Linked DNA regions of Homo sapiens: all the other regions are linked to region 3. A link is a loop called in an ENCODE intact Hi-C map of the cell type or tissue named here. Cell type or tissue: natural killer cell. All regions are shown on one strand. Each heading gives the region's core, and the rest is flanking DNA. Links, peaks and the distances in the headings are about the cores only. Region 1 overlaps DTHD1 (death domain containing 1). Region 2 overlaps ARAP2 (ArfGAP with RhoGAP domain, ankyrin repeat and PH domain 2). Region 3 has its middle 40 kb from the start of MIR1255B1. Region 4 overlaps DTHD1 (death domain containing 1).

Evidence for each region. Peaks named below come from ENCODE experiments on the same cell type or tissue, not always from the same donor. Only the 100,000 strongest peaks of a DNase experiment are listed, where the experiment ranks them.
Region 1: a loop joins it to region 3, with 4 times the contacts of the local background. A loop is called at or near these places in 6 of 110 quality-filtered maps.
Region 2: it touches region 3 in a loop (7-fold over the local background); 6 of 110 quality-filtered maps call a loop at or near these places.
Region 4: a loop joins it to region 3, with 4 times the contacts of the local background. A loop is called at or near these places in 2 of 110 quality-filtered maps.

Annotation. Positions count from the first base shown.
Region 1 is chr4:36,282,784-36,288,939 of GRCh38, forward strand. It overlaps DTHD1 (death domain containing 1), which reads left to right. Exons shown (of 10, transcript NM_001170700.3): 2 at 1,193-1,808. Among named protein-coding and RNA genes, the nearest start is that of DTHD1, 4.2 kb to the left of the region's middle. In natural killer cell, for the core only: no CTCF peak of the experiment used is centred there; a DNase peak (open chromatin) is centred at 3,578; H3K4me3 peaks cover 2,495 bases; H3K27ac peaks cover 3,768 bases.
Region 2 is chr4:36,191,600-36,195,599 of GRCh38, forward strand. ARAP2 (ArfGAP with RhoGAP domain, ankyrin repeat and PH domain 2) reads right to left here. Exons shown (of 33, transcript NM_015230.4): 7 at 1,979-2,048. Among named protein-coding and RNA genes, the nearest start is that of ARAP2, 51 kb to the right of the region's middle. In natural killer cell, for the core only: no CTCF peak of the experiment used is centred there; a DNase peak (open chromatin) is centred at 1,512; H3K27ac peaks cover 1,101 bases.
Region 3 is chr4:36,383,206-36,389,361 of GRCh38, forward strand. No RefSeq gene overlaps it. Among named protein-coding and RNA genes, the nearest start is that of MIR1255B1, 40 kb to the right of the region's middle. RefSeq lists an enhancer at 2,860-3,059. In natural killer cell, for the core only: no CTCF peak of the experiment used is centred there; DNase peaks (open chromatin) are centred at 2,866 and 3,296; H3K27ac peaks cover 799 bases; H3K27me3 peaks cover 1,377 bases.
Region 4 is chr4:36,319,809-36,325,964 of GRCh38, forward strand. The region is part of intron 8 of DTHD1 (death domain containing 1); the gene reads left to right. Among named protein-coding and RNA genes, the nearest start is that of DTHD1, 41 kb to the left of the region's middle. In natural killer cell, for the core only: no CTCF peak of the experiment used is centred there; a DNase peak (open chromatin) is centred at 3,343; H3K27ac peaks cover 886 bases.

The DNA of each region.
Region 1 (6,156 bases), core at 1,238-5,237, 100 kb before region 3:
AATCTAAAGGGCAAATAGTGGGCATCAGGGAAATCTGTCTAAAGGCAGCATGACTGAGAAGCCATCAGCTGCAGCCCACAATGAGACCTTTAGCCTCTGGAGGGAGTGGAACATGGTCTTTGGCAATATAACAAGCAAATATATATTCAGAAAAAAACAAGGACTTGGTTACCAGAATAGGAGTTAAAAATAAAGACAAGTTCTCAGGTATAAGACAAAAACAAAACAAAACAAAACACAAGTTGTCAGAACTGGATCCCAAAGAAAAGCCCTGACTGGTGAAGGGATGATTTGGTGATGGCTTTAAAAACACTAAGCTATGGGGCCTTAAATTACCTATTCTTTAGTTCAGAACTGAATTCTAAAGACTAGAGAGGTACTAAGCCTGCAAGAAGTCATCAGGTGACCTCAGTAGTGAGGAGAAGCAGGATGAACAAATAGGAGAGTGGGAAGAATGATGACGGAGTGAGAGATTATATAAGATTTGATCATGCTAAGAGTTTACTTCAGAGTGAAGAAGGTTGACCTGAGTTAGTAGGCTTTGAGTAGCCACTTCAGGTTCCAATCAGAGAATTGGTATGGTCAGAGCTATTCTCTGAAGGACTAATTTGAAAATTTCCAATGCTCACAAATTCATCAGGAGGAATAGTATAAACCTAATCCAATTCTTATAGCAGTAAACTAGGCTCCAAAACAAAGCATCTACATTGGCAGAAATAATGGAGGTATGGTGTTTCTGCCACCCAAGCCTCATCTGGAGTGTTCGCCTAATTTTCAGCCCAGCATTTTAAATGGATCATTGATAAACTATTGTACATCCAGTGGTAAAAGAAGAGTTCTCAAAATCATACCAAATGAAAAACAATTGAGGGAGATGTTGACTTCAGTTCTTATTGGGGGAGCAAGAGGTTATGACATTTGTCTTTAAATATTCGAAGTATCTTTATAAGCAAGAGGGATTAGATTTACTCTTTGCTACCATGTTAAAAATGGTTTGTTGTCAATCCTACAATTGTTAAAAGAGTGACAGTTATACAATTACTTCTCCTTCAGGAGTTTGGCTTAAATGCACAGTAAAGGTCTTTGTAGGTTTCTAAAATTATCTTGCCATGTTTCATTAGATGTCAGTGCAGAAACATAATTTGGTTTAGTTTTGTATTTATTCTTTGTGTGTCCATGTATGTGTGTGTAGAAATCATTACTTTCATAGACTGCCTCATAAAAATAACTGAACATTTGGGGAGCACTGCTGCACTTCTAAAGAAAGAAGAAAAGGAGATTTGTAATTTATGCGGCATGCATGATGAATGTACTCCACAGCAGACAATGTCCTCCATTCAAGATACCAAAGCAGCAGACATTGCTGCAAGAGGGGAACTAAATGTCATAGAAACAGCTACTGTTTCTCCCACAAATGGAGAGGAAAGTCATTACACAAACCAGGTCCAGTTAGAAAAAAATAAAACACATATGAGTTCAGCATTAGTGGAAAAAGAAAACAATACATCACTGAATGGACGTGTACTGGGGCAAGAAGAGTCACAGAATAAAATGTTCCCAGATAATGCAGAAAATGAAGATGATAAACAAATAGAACACATGACTGTTGAGAACATAAATGGCAACAGGGAAGAGACTCATGGCATAATTCAGACAACAGAGACAGAAATTCAAGAGACTTCAGAAAGCCCAAGAGAAGAGATGACCACATCCTCAATAATATGTGATATCTCCAAGAAATATATAAATAGTACTCTTCCCAATGATTCAGAGAATATAAAGCACAAGAATAACATAATGGAAAAGGAGTAAGTAAATGCAATGTGGGAAGTGCTTAAGTATGCCTACTTATATGTGTGTTTCTATAGTTAGTACATGTCTTAGTTCATTCAGGCTGCTACAACAAAACATCATAAAGTGAGTAGCTTTTAAACAACAGATATTTATCTCTCACAGTTCTGGAGGCTTGGAAATCCAAAATCAAGGTGCTAGCAGATTTGGTGTCTGGTGAGGGCTTTCTGGTTCATAGAAGGTGCCTTCTTGCTGTGTCCTCACATGGTGGAAAAAGTGAACAAGCTCCCTTGGGCCTGCTTTATAAAGACATTAATCTCATTCATGAGGGCTCCACCCTCATGACCTAATCATATCCCAAAAGGACCCACCTCCTAATACCATCACCTTGGGGGTCAGGATTTCAATGCATGAATTTTGAGGAGACACAAACAGTTAGACTATAGCAACATGCATAGTATTTCCATTTCATACCTCCCAAAGATATTGTAATCAGTAATTCAGCTTAAATCACTCCTATAAAAATTTATATGGCCACTATTATTAATATTGTTTATTTCTTATAGCTTTAAGAAACAAACACATTACATTTTTTTAAAGAGGAAGGAATTGAGTAGATACGAAAGTAGTTAAAATGAGCAATTGTCCAGATCATGAATACTTTGCAAATTACTACGAGTTCAAATATAATAAGAAAAACTAGAAGACTGTAGGGTGTTAGAAGATTTGGAGAGAATGTTTTAGCCTCAGATTCACTTTATTTATATTCTCAAGAAAATCATTATGAGTTTTAAACCCGTGTCTGTAGAACTCTAGGGATTTTATGGATGAGCTTTGGGAGGTACTTAAAATTGAATGTGTATGTTCAGACCTATTTCATTTCCTTGGATATGGTCTAGAACTGTCATCAGATTCTCTAGGAGACCATAACTTCAAAAAAGTGAGAAAGACCAATCTATTTTATAAATTTTCTCTCCTGTGCAAAGAGGTAATAAGGCCCTATTTGTCCGTATAAAATAAGATATTCACAGACCATATTTTCCCAGACAAACATAACACGCTTAGAAGTGAAAAAAAAAAATATGTGTTTTGGGCATCAGACAAACTTAAATTTCACTTTCTGTTTTATTACATACTAATTCTGTGACCCTGGGCAACTTGCTTCATTTCTCAGCCTAATTTACTTATTTGTAGAAATAATATATACATCCTGGGATTATTTGGTAAGGTCAAATGAGAAAATCACTTAAACGACCTAACACCAGGCCACTTTTTCAGATATTCACACCAGGTAAATGTTAGTCTATTCATTTATTTTAGCTCCAAAAACTCTCACTTTCTTCACCTGTCACTCACTACCATTGTTCCATTACCCCCATCTCTGCTTTGATGTACTGATGCTCTTTCAGGTGTATGATACCATTTTGAGGACTATGATCTTAGGCAAGTCATTTTGCTCACCTTGACCTTAGTTATCTCGCCCATAAAATGAAGAGGTGGTTCTAATTTGGCCGTAATGTTTCTACAGGTCAGAGTCTGATGAATTCTATGGTTGAGGATATTCAGTGCATGATAGATCCACATGATTTGTAAGAATTACCGCTCCAACAAAACAACTGCTAAAGTAGTCTATATGTGGTTACCTGTTTCACTTGAGAAAAACATTGAAGCTCCATATTCTCACATTCAGAAATGACTCAAAGCATCGGTTAATGAGTCATTGCCTGAACTACTCCCTCTAACACCTCCTTTAGGTGTTTCCTGGTTAGTGACTTCCTCTTTGCAGCACCCAAACCAATTGTGCTTGGCTTGTATATTTCAGAAGTTGAGTACTCATTGCAATCCCTCGGCCTAGGAAGCCATCATGCCACATAAAAGATGTGTGTGATAAACAAAACCTCACTCAGAATGTGTTGTCAATTCCCCCGTATAGCTTTCTGAAAGCAACCTATCTCTTCCTAGCTGTCCTGGTGTATACAAAAAGGGAAAATAAGGCTAGAGTAAACCAATGTGATTACAGTCATCGGTTACTTAATGATGGGGACATGTTCACAGAAATGGATGGTTGGGTGATTTTGTCAATTGTGCAAACACTGCAGAATGTGCATACACAAATCTAGATGGTATAGCCTACTGCACGCTTAGTCTACATGGTATAGCATATTGCTCCCAGGCCACAGACCTGTAAAGTATGTTACTATACGGAATACTTTAGGCAGCTAAAACACAATGCTAAGTATTTGTGTATTTAAACATATCTAAACATAGAAATGGTACAGCAATAATACAGTATTATAATTTTTAAGACCACCATTATATGTGCAGTCCATTTTTGACTGGTATGCCTTTATGTTCTATATACCTGTATTTTATTTTTAAAAGTTTTAATTTAAAAATTTTTCTTATTTTTTTTTATTTCAATAGGTTTTAGGGGAACAGGTGGTGTTTGGTTACACGAATAAGTTCTTTAGTGGTGATTTCTGAGATTTTGGTGCACCCATCACCTGAGCAGTGTACACTGTACCCAATGTGTAGTCTTTTATCCCTCACCTCCCTCCCACCCTTTCCCCAGAGTCCCCAAAGTCTATTGTATCATTTTTATGCCTTTGCATCCTCAGAGCTCAGCTCCCACTTGTAAGCGAGAAAATAAAATGTTTGTTTTTCCATTCCTGAGTAACTTCAGTTAGAGTAATGTTCTCCAATTCCATCCAGGTTGCTGTGAATGCCATTATTTCATTCCTCTTTATGGCTGAATAGTATTCCAGGGCATGATATAAATATGTATATGTAACAATTTCTTTATCCACTTGATTGATGGGCATTTGGGCTGGTTCCATATTTTTGCAATTGTGAATTGCGCTGCTATAAACATGAGTATCCATGTATCTTTTTCACATAATGACTTCTTTTCCTCTGAGTAGATACCCAGTAGTGGGATCGCTGGATTGAATGGTACTTCTACTTTTAGTTCTTTAAGGATTCTCCACACTGTTTTCCATAATGGTTTTACTAGTTTACATTCCCACACACAGTGTAAAAGTGTTCTCTTTTCACCACATCCACACCAACATCTTGTTTGTTTGTTTTTTGATTATGGCCATTCTTGCAGGAGTAAGGTGGTATTGCATAGTGATTTTGATTTGCATTTCCCTGATCATTAGTGATGTTGAGCATTTTTTCATATGTTTGTTGACCATTTGCATATCTTCTTTTGATAATTGTTTATACATGTCCTTAGTTCACTTTTTGATGGGATTGTTTGTTTTTTCTTCTGGATTTGTTTGAGTTTCTTGTTGATTCTGGATATTAGTCCTTTGTCGGATATATAGATTGAGAAGATTTTCTCCCACTCTGTTGGTTGTCTGTTTACTCTGCTGATTGTTTATGTTGCTGTGTAGAAGCTTTTTAGTCTAGTTAAGTCCTATATATTTTTGTTTTTGTTGCATTTGCTTTTGGGTTCTTGGTCATGAAGTCTTTGCTTAAGCCTATGTCTAGAAAGGTTTTTCTGATGTTATCTTTTTAAATTTATTTTATTTTATTTTGAGATGGAGTCTTGCTCTTTCGCCCAGGCTGGAGTGCAGTGGCACGATCTCAGCTCACTGCAACCTCCACCTCCCAGGTGCAAGCAATTCTCCTGTTCCAGTCTCCTAAGTAACTGGGACTACAGGCGCCCACCAGCATGCCAGCTAATTTTTACATCTTTAGTAGAGACAGGATTTCACCATATTGTTCAGGCTGGTCTTGAATTCTTGACCTCAGGTGATCCTTCCGCTTCGGTCTCCCAAAGTGCTGAGATTACAGGCGTGAGCCACTGTGCTGGGTCTCTGATGTTATCTTCTAGAACTTTTTTTGGTTTCAGGTCTGATTTTATGGTTTCAGGCCTTGATACATCTTGAGTTGATTTTTGTATAAGGTGAGAAACGAGGATGCAGTTTCATTCTTCCACATGTGGCTTGCCAATTATCCCAGCACCATTTGTTGAATAGGGTGTCCTTTCCTCAGTTTATATTTTTGTAAGCTTTGCTGAAGATCAGTTGGCTGTAAGTATTTGGCTTTATTTCAGGGTCCTCTTTTCTGTTCCACTGGTCTATGTGTCTATTTGTATACCAGTGCCATGCCACATAACTGTATTTTACTGTCTAGCCTAAATCTATTTGACTAGGGCTAAAGAGAATGGAACCATTTAAAAGTCACCTTGTTCTACTTCATCTGTCAGTTGAGAAACATAACTCCTGGAAGAAAAGTGTATTCAGATGGTTTCCAAGGCACAGAGGAGAGTCATTCCTAAAGTTATACAACGCTGGGTCACTGTATCCTCTATTAAACAATGTTTCTCATTTTCTGAATTATTTTTATCACCATCAC
Region 2 (4,000 bases), core at 1-4,000, 190 kb before region 3:
CAAGATAAAGACAATAAAGAAAAAAATACTCAAATGACAACAATGCTCAAAATGCCTGTGTTTTTCAGAGTATAAAATTTTCCTTAAGGAAAGAAATTTTAAAGCATCCCTTGAGCCTGTAACACACAGGTATCTAGGGCAAGCCTGTCATTTATCTACCAATTTGAGACAATGAAACGATCACAGGGCAATTCTGCCCACAGCTGGGTGAAAATGGGGGTGAGTTAGATTTCTTTGCAGGGGATAAAATATCAAGGCTGTTTGGATCATGCCATTTTCTGTGATATAATGAAGGAGTCCTTACAGAGACATGATTGGCGGCCTCAAAGAAAGTGGAAGAAACCTAGGGAATGTGTAACTGTGCACGCTACCTCCCAAAGGCCCAACCACATGCTCCTCAAGTGCACATTTAAACATTAAAAGACCCAACTGTTCAGTTCTCATAGCTGTTAACACCGGGTCACCCAGCCAAAATAGTGGCTATGGCCACACCTATGCATCCCTTTTGCTAGAAGAGTCACAACAGAAACTCTCTCTCCTTTTAGGAAACACCAAATCCAGTGTTTCTGTTTTTTTTTTTTTTTTTTTTTTTTTGCCAAAATGTAACCAACCATCTAGACAATAAATGGATGAAGTGTCACAGAAAATAACAACTTAAATTTTTTTAATATTAAGCTAAATGATTTGCAATATCTCATTTTTATATGAACTTTTTAATTTCAAACCAAGCTGCATCATTTTCATTGCATCAATAACTAAAAACGTGAGAGGTCCTCATCTCTTCACTGCAGTTGAGATAAGCTTTAAAAGAACAAACAGAGGGAAAGAGGGAAAAACAGTCCAGTTTGACACAGTTACTAGAAATTATCTCAAATGAAAACAATGGTAGTGCCAGCAACAGTTTTATGGCATGGAAGCCTGTCTCACTCCTGAGTAGTTTTCCTCCTTATTTCAATCAAACCAGAAAAGGTTACAGGTGCTGGAGAAAACCAGCAGTGAGATTCCATCAGCTATAGAGACTACCTTCTACTCAACCTAGGCAACGAATTGTCTTAAGACTCAAATGTACAAGCAAACTAGAAAAAAATAGTAGCTAAAACAGAAAACAGCTTTTAAGGCTGGTCGTGGTAGCTCATGTCTGTAATTCCAGCACTTTGGGAGGCCAAGGCGGCAGATCACTTGAGATCAGAAGTTTGAGACCAGCCTGGCCAACATGGTGAAACCTTGTCTCTACTAAAATTACAAAATTAGCCAGGCATGGTGGTGTGCACCTGTAATCCCAGCTACTCAGGAGGCTGAGGCAGGAGAATCGCTGGAACCCAGAAGGCAAAGGCTGCAGTGAGCCAAGATCCTGCCACTATACTCCAGCCTGGGCAACAGAGCAAGACTCTGTCTCCAAAAAAGAAAAAAAAGAAAATGGCTTTTCAAAAATATTCATCCAACCATCTTGCAAACCTCCAAGAGATGTGTTTATACCGATTTGATGCTCTGAGTCACTGCAAAATGAAACCAAACAATTAACACCTCTCTATATCTTCCATTATTCTCAGCCATAGAGCATGCAATGTGTGTTATGTTGCAGTATGTGTTACTGTCTAAAAGCATATATTCTTCTGTCCTGCAGCAATAAAGAAGCAATATATAAAAAGAAGGCTAAATATCTATTAGAGCCACAGGTATTGCCAATATTAGGGGGTGGAAATCTCCAAATAATGAGAAAATTATGTTAGATTATGAGCTACAAAAAAGAGCATGTGGTTAAATCTTAAAATTAGTGTGTTAAGAGAAAGTACATACTTAAGACAAAAATCATCTGATTTTAATTAACTAAGCATATGGTAATATATTTATTAGTTGCAACTTCAAATTCTTTTCATGTTGAGAATCTACCTCCTATTCTTAAAAACCAAACTGCTTGCTTATTTTACTCTTCGTATGCATAAAAAAGCAATTTTTGAAAACTGTAAAATGTATTTACCTTCTCATTATTGTAGTAAGAAATGCTAAGGCCATCAAATTTCACCCATCTCTTTTGAAACATGCGTTTTCTGCAAAACATATGAAATTGTTATTTTACATTCAAGTAACATGAACTTAGATTGTTAAATTCATTTGTAATGTAACCGTGTAAATATATTATTATTTAATGTTAAACACCATAGACAACAATAGGCTATGATAATACACAGTTTTGGCCATGGCACATAGGAAAAAATAGCATAATAGTACTTTCTAATCAGTTGACCTAGGAATTTTTTGTTAATGACAAAATTAACAGCGTTGTTGCACACATTTGTAAGGTTCGGTGCACAACAAAATGTGGTCAGAAACACTGTCACTGAACCCATTTCTAATAATAAAGATAATCCTTCCACGAAGATAATATAAGCTTTCATCCCTCATTAAGCTTATATATCTATTTTATTTTCCCTTGATTTTTGTTTTAGGGCATAAATATCTTACTAAAATAACAAGGCTTTGTCAATTGGATTTACATGGAAAACATATTGAATTTTGATTAAGCTGAAAAAGACCTGAACAAATATACAGAATCATTTATAAGCATTCAAAATTCAGTGAAAGATTAGTATATTTTTTAAATGATCATATGAAAGGCAAAGGTAGTTTAAAATGGCTACTGACATGAAAAACAAAAGCAAAAAAAGATATCACATGTTGCAGGCTTAAAAGAAAAAATAAACTATTTTTCTGACTATATAAGGAAGAAGTGAAGAACTGTTTTTACTTAGGCTTGCTTTTTATTTTTATTTTATATTCTCCTTCCCTGAAGGCAGACAACCATAGGTACTTTTGGTCTTTAACACAGAAAATATACGAAAACGAACTTCTTATTTTTTAAAAAATTTAAAAAATATTATTTCTAAACAAATATCAACTCTGTCTACCTTGTGCTTTTGCAATTTTCTGAAATGTTTAAAACAAGGAGTTGGCATAACTTTTCTTGGCTCTCAGAAGACAATAGAAAAAGAACTTCAGGAAGTGTAGAGAGCTTGTCTCTGGGCTGGTTCCCCAGCCACACATCTATTATGCAAGTGAAACACAGCAAGCCTCCCAAATTAATTGTTAGCAAATATGTTCTGCATAAGATAAAATTATACCAAATCTGATCAAATATAAAAAATTTTTGAGATTCTTTACTGCAGACAACATTTTCACATATAAGCATTGAATTAATTATGAAGTAATAAGAACATGTAAATTTACATGTAAATATCTTAAAAGCATATAACCACTTCATATTTAATTCTAATTACAGAAAAAAAATATAAAATAAAAATTTTGGCCAGGCGTGGTGGCTCATGCTTATAATCCCATCACTTTGAGAAGCTGAGGTGGGTGGATCACTGGGCAACATGGCAAAACCCTGTCTCTACAAAACATACAGGAAAAAAAAAAATAGCCAGGCATGGTAGCGCACAACTGTTGTCCAAGCTATTTGGAAGGCTCAGGTTGAAAGGATCATTTGAGCCCAGGAGGTGGAAGCTACAGTGAGTTACGACTGCACCACTGTACTCCAGCCTGGGCAACACAGTGAGAGCCCCATCTCAAAAAAATTACTTTAAAAGCATATTACCACAACTGACCACCCAGCCCTCTTTCCATCTTATTTTTCATCTTTCAGCTTCTAGAATTTAACTTTTCTTGGCCTGTCTGCAATGGGTTTTCCTCACTTTGCAACATCCAACAGTGTTAGAGCCATCTGGTTTTTACTTTTTCTAGCAACACAGGGTTCCTTAAATTCTCAGCATTAAATGTTGAAAGGTAAAGAAATATTAAGCAAACACAATAATTATACACTGGATAAATTAGTCACTTTTTGCTCATTTCATTTTATCTCTTCCACACTTAAAGGCAGAGAAATACATACCTTCTAACACAATCCAAACAGTAATTCAGTAAATCAAGATTTTGCTTTGGGACACAACCCACTTCACACTGGGAATGACAGTAAGCTAGAGCTCAATTACATATATAATCT
Region 3 (6,156 bases), core at 1,136-5,135:
CACAGAACTGAGGCTGCTTTTACAGCTTTTCCAGTTTGTTTTTCATAAGAAAAGCTAGAAAGTTTGGTGTGACATGGCTGAAATAAAAATTCATTATTTGGGATATGAAGGAGAAAATTCTAAATAAGTGGAGAGGTCAGTGCAATCACTCTCCTCACTGTCCCACAGACATGTCACATACAGAACTGGTCTGTTGCACATGCTAATTATTTCTACCTGGAATATACTCTTCTCTTCAAGCCTGTAATCAATTGATGTGGTTCTCAAGTCTTCTCTTCTTCATGGCTTTTCCAACTCACAGTGATCTCTGAATTCATTGTACACCTCACCCCTATTACCCTTTCCTGTTTAGCCATATGCTTCTTGTGGTTTTTTTGTTTGTTTGTTTTGACTATTGATTTGTTATTACTTAGCTCTTGCAGGTACACATAATCTCATTTTTTCCTTACTTCAATCATAAAGTTTTTGAGATCAGGGATATTCCCCTCACATATTTCTATATTATTTAAATGAACTAGACAGAGAATCAATACCTGAAATACTTCATGACCTTAGATAACTCAGAAACTACTCTCTATGTTTGGAACAAGTGGCTGGAGCCATAAGCAAACCTGCAGATCACATCTGAACCTCACATATCTTTTGTCCACTTTTTTTCTTTTATGAATAATTTCTGAATCTTCACAATAAATATGTAACTATTAAATACATGAACAAGTAAATTGTGTCCCATCTGGCAGTCTTGTTGTGGCTCCAAAGTTATAGAATATTTTAGATACTCGAGATGAGAAAAATCGTGGAAGAACATTTATTTGGTCAGAAGTCTTAAGAGGGATGTAAGGTGACATCTCCAACCCTGTGTATCAAATATATGAGATGCTGTAACCCAGACTTCACTCAATATAACGTCTTGTCAGTCTCCCCACCTCCTTCAAGCCCCTCGCTCCTGGTTCATTCACATCTTTACCGAAAGGAGTACATTCACAACAATGCTTCCCCCCCCCCTCCGACTATGCTGCAAGGACATTTTACTCCAGCCTTACTCCTACCTAGCTTAGGGTGTTTTGTTCTTAAGCCTTAATATTACAGTTATTTGAAAATTTTAATAACAGCAACTAAGAATTTGGCTAGTTCAAAATTGAAGTAACACTAATACTGCCAAATTTACTGTGTCTTTCTTTGAAGTTTCAGAAGGCCCTTGAGCCTCTCGATCCATTTTAGAATAATCATTATGAACATACATTACACGTGCCTTAGGAAGAAAAGAAGTGCTCTGAGCTTTCTAATTATGTAGTCACTGTATACATTGGTATTTAATATTTTCGCTTACTGGGATAAGAAACATTTGGACTCCTACTATCAAACATAAAATGTTTGAAAAGATGATGGAAACATAAAAGTAATTCTTAATGTATATTGAATACTCACATTTTCTAATTACATGTATTATCTCTGTTGTCAATTCTCATTAAAAACCTAGTGAATTTGTACTATTTTTATCACCATTAAGCAGATAAGGATTGAGATATAGGAAAGAAGCAACTTCGTCAAAGTCACATTGCAAGTCAAAATTCAAACTCAGACTTTTTAATTCTGAAACTTATACTCTGAATTATGGTAGCAGGAGTGATTTCATCTGGCTCACAGAACTGATGAATTATCAGGGATTTTGTGAGCCAGTTGATGTTACATTGGATGTTACATTGTGAGCCAACTGATGTTACATTGGTTGCTTGAAATTGTCCATGGTGGGTGTGGTAGCCAGAATGATGGTCCCCATGAACAAAGTTATGCATGTTTGAATCCCTGGAACTTGTGAAGACATTACTTTGCACGGCGGAAGGAACTTTGTAGATGTGACTAAGGTTAAGGACCTTAAGATGGGAAACCTGGATTACCCAGGTAGACTCAATATAATCACATGAATCCTTGGAAGTAAAGATCCTGTCCCACCTGTGGTCAGAGAAAACAATGTGAAAACAGAAGTAGGGTCAGAGAGATGCAGCATGAGAAGGAAATTGTTATGGCAGCAATAGAAAAGTAAGGAGTTTAGTGGGAGTATTTACTCCAAAGAGATCAGCAAACGTTATATATATTTTTTTTCCTGGAGAGACAGTTGGTAAACACTTACCAGTACATCACTGTTCTTAACCATTATATTACGCCGTATCCTATTAAATAGATGAGAAAGTGCAAGCATGAAAAGGTTAATAACTTCTCCAAAGGACAAAATAGGGATTCAATTGTCTTTATAAAAGTACTTGTTGTAATTAATATATAAACATGTTTTTAATCTTTGCAATAACAAGGAAGTTTAATCAATCTAGATATTTGGTTATCTGTAGATGCAGGCAGAAAGCAACAACAAAACCCCAAAACTACCATTCTCTCATAGAGCTTAAGTTCTAATGAAGCAAAACACAAAATTACCCCTAGGCACAGAGTGTTAATTTGGGGATGGAGGTGGACACTTTCATATAAATACATGTCATTTTGGAAAAGTTCTTAGCCAAATAAGAGAGTTTGAGGTCCCTTTTTTTAGCCTCCTGGCCTTTCATTGCTCTTCTTTCTTCACATGCTACCTCTCCCCTTCTTCCATTTCTTCCCTTTTATGTACCCTTTTATGTACCCTTTTATGTAAACTGAGTCTCATCTAGAAAGGTATTGTTAAAGTTTCTGGCAAATAAGTAGAAGGTTCAAATAGAGTCTCTATTGAAGTCACTACTTTTAAAGAGTCATAGGCAGAGCTACAAAACAAACACAGGATATAGAGGGGCGGTGAGGCACTTAGAAATCGACAATATTAAGTTCCTGTACTCTGAAGGAAGGGCCATATACAGGAACTACGTTCATGGAGAGTCACAGCTCTTGCAAGAGACACAGCACCAAAGCAATGAGGAAGTGAGGAAAAAAACACCACAACACAGGATCTCACTCCTTCTGCCTTTTGATCTCCTGCTAGTGCTTTTCACTAGCCATCTCAACTAGAAGCCAGCCAAGAAGGGAACCTGGGCGGTTCAGTCTGCTGTGGTCAACACCTGGGGCATAGAGAAGGTCAGAGGAAGGATCTGGATAGGAGGCAAATACAGTGGAGAGTTGTCAGCACAAAAATAGATTAAGCTGCAAATGGACACACTGCATTATTTGCATGTTAATAAAGGGATGTACCTGTTTGTGGTTTAAATATATAACCTTCTAATAGTGAAATTTAAGGTAATGTTAAAAAGTATTTTTGGATGCTGAAGACTTCCACCTGACCCTCAGACCACTACCAGTGTGTGACAAGTTACCAACCCTACCACACGCTTCCTGTGTTACTAGAACATGCTGCTGCTTTCAGTCATTCACAAACTTCTAAGCCAGTTCCATTTGCTGATTTATCAAGTTAATGTATTTCAGGGGGAAAACTCTAGAGTTTAAGGAAATAATCAGATATAGATGAGGAAGCCCAGATATTGCAACTAGATTATCTTTTATTCTCTAATTTATTCATGTTTATTTGTGTAAAATGAAATCCCATGGGTTACAGAATGGATCTATGGAACCCTTTGGGGGAAAGGAAGTCTTTCAGCCCTGTGGACATTGTCCTTCCATGGGGAGCCTTGGGGAGGTTATCCACTGATATATTTGGAGCAAAGAAAAATGAGCTTTTGTATCATGTACACACTTAACCAGTAGATGTCATGCAAAGTCCTATGCATGTGTTTCTCTGCTTATTGTTCTCAGTGGAAGAACAGTGTATGAAATTCAGGGAAAAAATTCTCACAGGATTCTAACACCAAGAACTATCTCCTTTGTCTTTGAGAAGCAGCAAGTTTAGTAAAAATCATTTTATATTTTCATACAATTAGGAAAAGACAAGCCAAGTAATCAGATATTGCCAGGTTAGTATTTTAATCTTAAACATAAAATCCTATAATTATTCTTCATTGGATTCTTGCACTGTACTGTTTAATAATAGTGCTGTTTTAAAATGTATGGAGGACAGGATACATTTTACAGTGCCTTCCACTGACATTGATTTTGTTCCTTTGATAAATGATCTGGATTTAAAAAAAAAACTAAATTATAAAGATTTATGATTCAGTGCCCTAGACTGAGGAAATGCTGTTATTCACCACCAAATCTGCTTATTAAAGACAAAAAGAGTTGTTTCTCCACTTACACAAAAAGGATAGCTATACTCTAGTCTAACACTGCTCATACCTTACTAGAATAGTTTTTCATTTCACGCTACATTGATATGAGAATTTTGTCATATGAATTCCCACTTTGTTCTTTCTGTATAAACAAAAATCCCTGCAGATCTACTAACTCCGTTTTCATCTTTATTGTCAGCTATATCGTTTACACTCTTATCCACCATCCCATACGTTTTACTGATTTGCTATTATATTTCTTTTCTAAGTGTCTAACAATTTGTTAGACATCACTGGGCTAAGTGCTGTGTTTTATGGTACCCTATTGGCGATCTCCTAACTATTTAGAAAAAATACATTATTATAATCTAATATATGGGATTCTCTTTTAATTCAAGCTAATGCAAAACACACCATTTACACCCAGTGGATGAATAAACCAATTATGCAAAAACAAATCAACCAAGCTAAGCAGGCAGTGGTTGTTAATGGCAAATGCTTAGGATGTTCAGTGCTAATTTTTTCCTTACATGTAGCCAGAACCTCAGAGTTACAGACCGTAAGACACTTCACTGCCCTTTGTTCAGTTTCCTCACCACAAAAACGAGAGGTTTGTTTTAGGTCAGGAGTTTTCAAATGAAGATGAACTTCAAAATCCACTGGACACCTTAAAAACACAGATTTTCAGTGCTCACTTGAGACTTATGGGACCATATTTTCTCCCTATGAGTAGAGCCAGAGATCGCGTGATTCTGATGCTGTTTTCGGCTTGCTGGTGGTTGGGACTCTGCAAATTGTTTCTCCGTTGTCAGATGATTTCGTAAGTTTTTCCGATAGAATTCACTAGAGGAAGACTGGAGTGCAGAAGGAAGAAAGGATTTCTTCCTTCCTATTCTGTTTCTGACAGCATCACTCTAGAAATGATCCTTCCGCCCTGGAAGAAATAGATGATCCTAGTTTTCAGGCACTTTCTGAACCAGTCACATTCTGACTCCTTGGAGTCCCTGACTCAGAATCCTCACTCCCCATTCGATCCCCTGAGCATCAGTACACACAGGTAGTGGGTCTGTATCAGTCTGCTCTGGCTGCCATAATAAAATACTACAGGCTGGGTCTGTGGTATTTTTTTCTCACAGTTCTTGAGGCAGAAATTCCAAGATCAAAGTTTCTCCGGAGGACTCTCTATTTGGCTTGCAGACAGCTGCCTTCTGGCTGTGTGTCTTTACAGGGCTTTCCTCTGTGTGCACGCATCCCTGGTGCCTCTTCCTCTTCTTATAAGGACATCAGCCATATTGCATTAGGGCCCCCAACTCTTATAATCATATTTAGCCTTAACTGCCTCTTTAAAGATCCTACCTCCACACACAGTCACATTGAGGATTAAGGCTGCAATATATAGATTTGGGGTGGGAGGAGAGACACCATTCAGTTTTTTTTCCTCTGAGGTATGAGTCCAAATCTCACGGAACTCCTCCTTTGATTTCCCAAGCTCCCAATGCCAGATGGCCAGCCCACTATCAGATATCTGAGTCACAACTCCGTGGACACTCCTCTGAGTGACAAGGCTCTGATAACCTAAAACCGTCCCCTTTGTTTGTCTCAGTTGGAGCAGTGGTAGCTGCTGCCTGCATTTACTATGTCATGTTAGCCTTAATGTTGCCGTCGGCTGTTCCTGTCCTTCAGTACCTGCTTAACCAATTCCACTTCCAATCTTCTCCACTGAAATACCTAATATAGTTTCTGTGTCCTGGCTGATAGCCTGTTGGGCATTAGTGAACTAGCCTTGTGAATGTCTAGATGAAGAATTGTCCAGGAAATGGGAAGAACGAGTACAGAGCACTATTTGAGAAACAGCTAGGGGGGCAATGTGGTTGATGCAAAGTGAATGAGAAGCAAGTATTTGAAAATAATGTCAAAAAGGTAGCAGGGCCCGATAAATTACAGAGAAAGATTTGTCTTTCATTTCAACTGCAAAGAGAAGTCATTAAACAGTTTCAAGAGAAATGTGATAAGTTTT
Region 4 (6,156 bases), core at 990-4,989, 64 kb before region 3:
GTCTGTGTTTACGATTGTCCAGTACTTTTGCGTCAGCTTCTTCTCTGTTTTGCTTGTAACACACCATTCCTTACCTATGTGCCTGAGTAATTCTTACTGAACCTCTTTCACATCGGTGCTGAAGTGCAGCCTTGCCAAGGAAGCCTTCCCTCACTCCTCCTTTGTACCAGGTTAAGTGTTCCTGGTATATGGAGCTACGGCATTTTGTACTTTCCTTATCACTGTAGTTACCATATTTCATGACATCCACTTGCTTGTTTCCTTCCCTTGTTGCTGTAATGGCTTTTCAGGGAGTCTTTTTTTCTGAAATATTTTTTTTTCTAATCACCTCTCCTTGTGAAATTTTATTACCACGGATATACTGTATGTCTATGTACCATATATTTATCTGTGTTTTATACATCTGAAAGAGTAAGCCTTTTTGTGTCTCAGCCAAGAACGAATTTTCTCTCCCCAAGGGTGACATTACCAAAATTGAGAATGCATGCAACGAACTGCGCAGGCACAGACACTGTCCAGCTCAACTCTGTATTGCCAGTGCGGACACATAGTACATGCTTGATAAATATTTGTGACTAACTAGATGAACAAGATAATCTCTGCAAACCTTACAGTTACTCAACCTTGAAATTGATAATCCTGAAACTATATTGGCATGTTTAAAAATAGTACATTTAAACTTCTGCTGTCTTTCATAGATGAATCTACTGCCAATAGGCCATCTGTGCTTTCTTTTTATTCCAGATGGGTTCGTATAGGGCTTTCCAGATTCACTCTTTGAGCCCTTTCTTGTGCCCAAAGTCTTCAGAAATAAGTTTGTCAGGTTGAAAAAGAATCTGTGGCTGTGGGAACTTTTTTCTTTTCAAACTAGTATAACTAAATGGGAATTGAAACTATGACATTTAGTTTTGCAAGATGAGACTTATTTCATCAGAATTTAAAAAATTCACCTCAACTAAGCAGTATTAGAATGTGCTATTTTTCAGGAAATGGAAGTAGCCTAATATAGCAGTAGCTTGGCATTAATGAACATGACACTATGTGGATATTTATACATGTAGCATAAAATAGGTGAAGGTATTTGTCAAAATTAAAAGTGCTTCACAGAGAACAAACAGTAAATATTTACATATATGTATCTAGGCATAGAACCACACACATAATTATAATGTGTGATGTTAATATACTGTGTCTGATTCATAAAGATGAGAAGACATATCACTTTTTACTTCATACTTGTGAGGATCTCTGCGTCTCTTATTCTTCAGCCTCTGTAGTTCATTCATTCATATATTAATTAATTCAACAAACAGTGTATCCCAAAGGCTCAACGTATAGTGGTGTCCTGGTATGTAGGGTCTCATTTTTCCCTTTCTTCTTTATAGCATGTTTTCAACTCATAGGCAGAGTTATCCCTTAAAGCAGGAGTCCCCAGTCTCTGGGCCATGAAATGGTAGCAGTTCGTGGTCTGTTAGGAACCAGGAGGTGAACGTTGGGCAAGTGAGCAATGCTTCATCTGTATTTACAGCCACTCTGCATTGCTTGCATTACTGCCTGAGCTCTGCTTCCTATCAGATCAGTGGCGGCATTTGATCCTTGTAGGAGTGCAAACCCTATTGTGAAATTCACCTGCCAGGGATCTAGGTTGTGTGCTTCTTACAAGAATCTAATGCCTGATAATCTGTCACTGTCTCCCATCACCCCCAGCTGGGAACTTCTAGTTGCAGGAAAACAAGCTCAAGGCTCCCGCTGATTCTACATTATGGTATATAATTATTTCATTATATATTACAATATAATAATAATAGAAATAAAGAGCACAATAAATTTAACTTGCCTGAATCATCCTGAAACCATCCCTCCAACATGGAAAAATGGTCTTCTACGAAACTGGTTCCTGGTGGCAAAATAGTTGGGGACTACTGCCTTAAAGCATTAGTCAAATCATCTCATGCCTCTGCCCCAAACCCTTCAGTGGCTCCCAGCTTCCATCAGAATAAAGGCTCTGTGTGAACTTGGCCCTCACTGACTCCAAGGCATTCTCTGCTCTACTCGCCTCCTCACTTATTCAACCACAGTGACCCTCTTGAGTTTTTGGAATATGCCACACCTGCTTCTGCTTTAGGTCTTTGTGTTAGTGATTCCCCTTGCTGGAATGTTCTTCCATCAGATATCTGCATGTCTGTTACCCTTACCTCCTTCAGTTCTTTGCTGAAACTTCACCTTCTCTCTGTGGTTTACCCTGACTCTAACATTGCAATCTACTCTTACCCTGCAACCTGACATTCCTAATCCTCTTTAATCTGCCCTATTTTTTCCCTCTAAGTCATTTCTCCGTTTTTACATGTGTTTCTTCATTTGTACATTTCTTGCAGAAAAACCCTCTCTTCCATAACTAGAAAGTAAGCTCTGTGAAGACGGGGAACATTTTTTGTTCACTGCCAAATCACAAGTACCTAGAATGGTGTCAGGCATAAGTTAGATGCTCAATAAACATGAGTGAATGGGTATATATAAATAGAACTTGCATTTTATGGACCAAAAATGTGAGGAGGACAGTGAGAAGTGCCAAGGAAGAAAATAAATTAGCATTAGAAGATGGACAGAATTGGTGGTGTGAGTTGGTAGGTGGGATAGCTAGGGAAGACCTCACTGTGGAGGGGACTACCGAGCTGAGGAGCAACCGGAGACCAGAACCTTCCTGTATGGCCAGGAGAGCATCCAAGTGGGAGACGCAGCAAGTTCCAAGACTCCGAGACGGGCACGCATTTCAAGTCAAGGACTCGAAGGAAGGCTGTGATGGTCAGTGCGCATGTGAGGGCCACAGAAAGATGATGAGGTTTGTAAGATAGTAAGCGTCCTGGTGATACTTCATATTCTATATAATCTTCTGAAAATGATCCCACAAACAATATATTTGAAAATATGTGGCTGAAAAGAATAATGATTCACCACTAAATCTTTCTGAAGTTGTGCCTCAGCCTTTCTCCTTTCACAAAATGTTCAAGTAAATTCAGTTCACACTGCACATAATTGTATTTTGGCAGAAACAAGGCAAGTTTCAAAAAACTCTCAAAGGTTTTTTAGATGGAAGGGAGTGGAGAGAATATTTTGTGCATGTGTGCGTGCGTCTGAAGTCACGCCAGATAGGTGACTATATGCCATTTGCTTATTTGTGCTAACTTGGGTTGTGACTGCTTTTGACTCCTTCCTCCTACTTAGAGGTTTTGTTTTGAAGGAAAGAAGGGCTCCAGATCTGACTGCTGTCACCTATTCGAGGCTGGAGTTTCCCAGTAAAACCTAACCCACACATTTACGTAAGCCATCTGTTGACCCAAGTTTTGCTTAGCCTGAACTTCCTGGATTATTATTTTTTTAAACTGAACTCCTGACATGTGATTTCTAGTAAATAATGATACTGCTTCAACACTTTCTTTCTCACCACATTAAATAACTTGCTGTGTCAAAGGGAGGAAGCAGGCAGATGGCAGTGCAAGAATCAGTTCGTCAGAATCGCCACTTTCACCACTTTGGATTTCATTACCATCTCACTGCTCTGCTAGGGATAATGTTGTTCCTATATTATTTTTTCCACCAATATGAAATACCAAAGCAATTTTGACTAGATAAATGAGATGATTCTGAACCATTAAAAAATGTTTACATCCAAAAGCATTTTAATTCTACTCAGACTTCTCAGTTGCAGTAATTTTACAAAATTATATTAGGGTTGAAGGATCAAATGGAACTTATTATGTTATTGCTAGGTATTTTAAAAAGCAGATTGAAAGAGCACATTAGAAGAAATTCCTATAAGAAAAATCAGGATTTTGTTTTGTTTTGCTTTGTTCTTGCTGTGGTTTTTGAGGGAATAGTGCCCACATTGTGATTGTTAAGTTTTCCATAACTTAGTGTCATGCTTTCTATACTAGAGTTAATTCCAGTAACATGTTTGGTGCATCATGTCCCTTCCCCTATCAATTACAGAAGAAAGCCACTAGGTTCTTGGTAAGTAGAAATATTATGTTAATTTTTTAACCTCTAAAAGTTTCCAAAATCTTCTCACTCTTTCCAATGAGAAGGATGGATGGAGAAGGGAGAACTCTGGCACTCCATGCATCTCCCTTACATGTTATCCTCATGTCTGCAGTTCCACTTTCCTACAGGCAACCAGAATGACCTTCAAAGCCACAATTTTGACCATGTCACTAAGAGGAACATGAGGGGAAAATGAACAAAGCTGGTTTAGTCAGAAACAGGATCCTGTGTTCTTTTTTGGAAAGTACTTTGACAACCAGTTTAATGAGAAGAGATTATTTCCCTTCTCCTCCCCCCCATTCCTTTCTCTTGTTCCCTTTCCCTTTTCTTTTTCCTTTCCCCTCCACTCTCCTCCCCTTATCTCTTCCTCTGCACCTTCTTTTTCCTGTCCCTTCTCCCCTTTCTCCTTCTCTGGCCCCTCTCAACGCCTCCCTCCTCCTTCCTCCTTCAACTCTTGGCTTTAAAAGATAAGGTTTTCTCTGTTTAGAGGGCAGTATAACTAAACAGGAATTGGGCACTGTATCGTTATAGGGCTTTTGATTTTTCTTTTACAAAGGAAGCACAGATATTCCTGCCTATCTAAATAAATTTGATAATTAAAATTTCATTGATGTGTTTGCACTTATTCTCTTAAAACTGTAACATTTAATAAGTAAAAAGTTATGCTCATTAACTCAAACAGATTTTAGTTTATGAACTTCAACTGTTTTTGTTTTTATTTTTTCTTCTGTAGATGTATTATATCAGTCAACACGTTAATTTAGCAACCACAAAATCCCTAATATATACAAGATATTCTGTAAGGCCTAAAAGTGATAATAATAATAGTAGAAGCCAAAATTCTAGCTTTCAAGGAGATTACAGTCCAGTTTAGGAAATAAAGTATAAAACTTTAAAAGTTATAAAACAAAGCAAGAGATAAATAATAATTGAATACAACAATACAGCAATAGCAAAAGGCAGGAACTGATTGTTAATTGCAAATGAATAGTAAGATGTTAAATGCTAGGGCATTTCAGAGAAGGGGGTGAACGCTGTGGACTGAGGTGACTTGCGGGTGCTTCAGGGAGCAAAATGATTGCAGAGAATGTTTAGGGTCTGGAGAGGAAGAGAGAAAGGGGCAATGAGTTTCACACAAGAGAGATGGCATGAGTAGAAACTTTGAAGTGGTCAAGCACAAGACGTGTTCCGAGAAAGGATGATGAATGCACCTGTTTCTTCAGGGGAAGATTTGGAAATGTCATGTTGGAAATAAGCTGGGGAAAGATTATGGAGGGCCTTTAATTCCTTACTTAGATTAACTAAATGACTCTGTAGTTGTGGTAGCAAGCTTTCTGTCAAAATTCACCAAAAAACTGTGATTGATTTCATGACATAGAGAGCACATGCAAACCAGAGACCCTTAGTTTTTGAGTAAACAACAAAATCTCTCATCTACTGATACTCTTGAAACTGGTATGGCCATAATTGAGGATGGAGAAATAGGTATCTGGTTTGTTTATAATTAAGTTGATCTTTTATCTTTTGAGTAACAGCTAAAGCCATTGGAAAGCCATTGGAAAATTTTAACTAGGAGAGTGATATGATCAAGTTTTGTTAGCAACATTACTACGACAGCCTATAAGGATAAACTAGAAATGGATGAGCTTAGCAATAGTAAAATAAAGAGCTAATGAAATAGTCCACAGAAGACAGTGTGATAGCCTATGTAAGATCATGACAGTAAAGATAGCAAGAAAAGAACAGAGTTAGAGAGAGATTCAGGATTTGAGATCAACAGGTCTTGGTGATAGAGTGAATGTGTGTGGGACTGGGTGGCAGGAGAATATTGGCAGATAGAGGAAGTCGTGAAGGGGATTTCCAAGGTTGCTCTCAGTACACTGGTTTGAGCTACTGTCCTGTGATATAATACAGTGTTTGTTGATTTTACTTTGGAAGTGTTGTTTAAACTTGCATTTCATCTTCAGTCCCTCTAATATTGCCTTAACACACAGATGATAGCAACATTTTCCTTGGAGGCCTATCACTAGTTCCCTTATCTGCTTTAGGCTGCCTTCCTCACAATTGACAGCTTGATTTTTCTCAAAAACAAATATGATTTCATCACTCTTCCAAAAC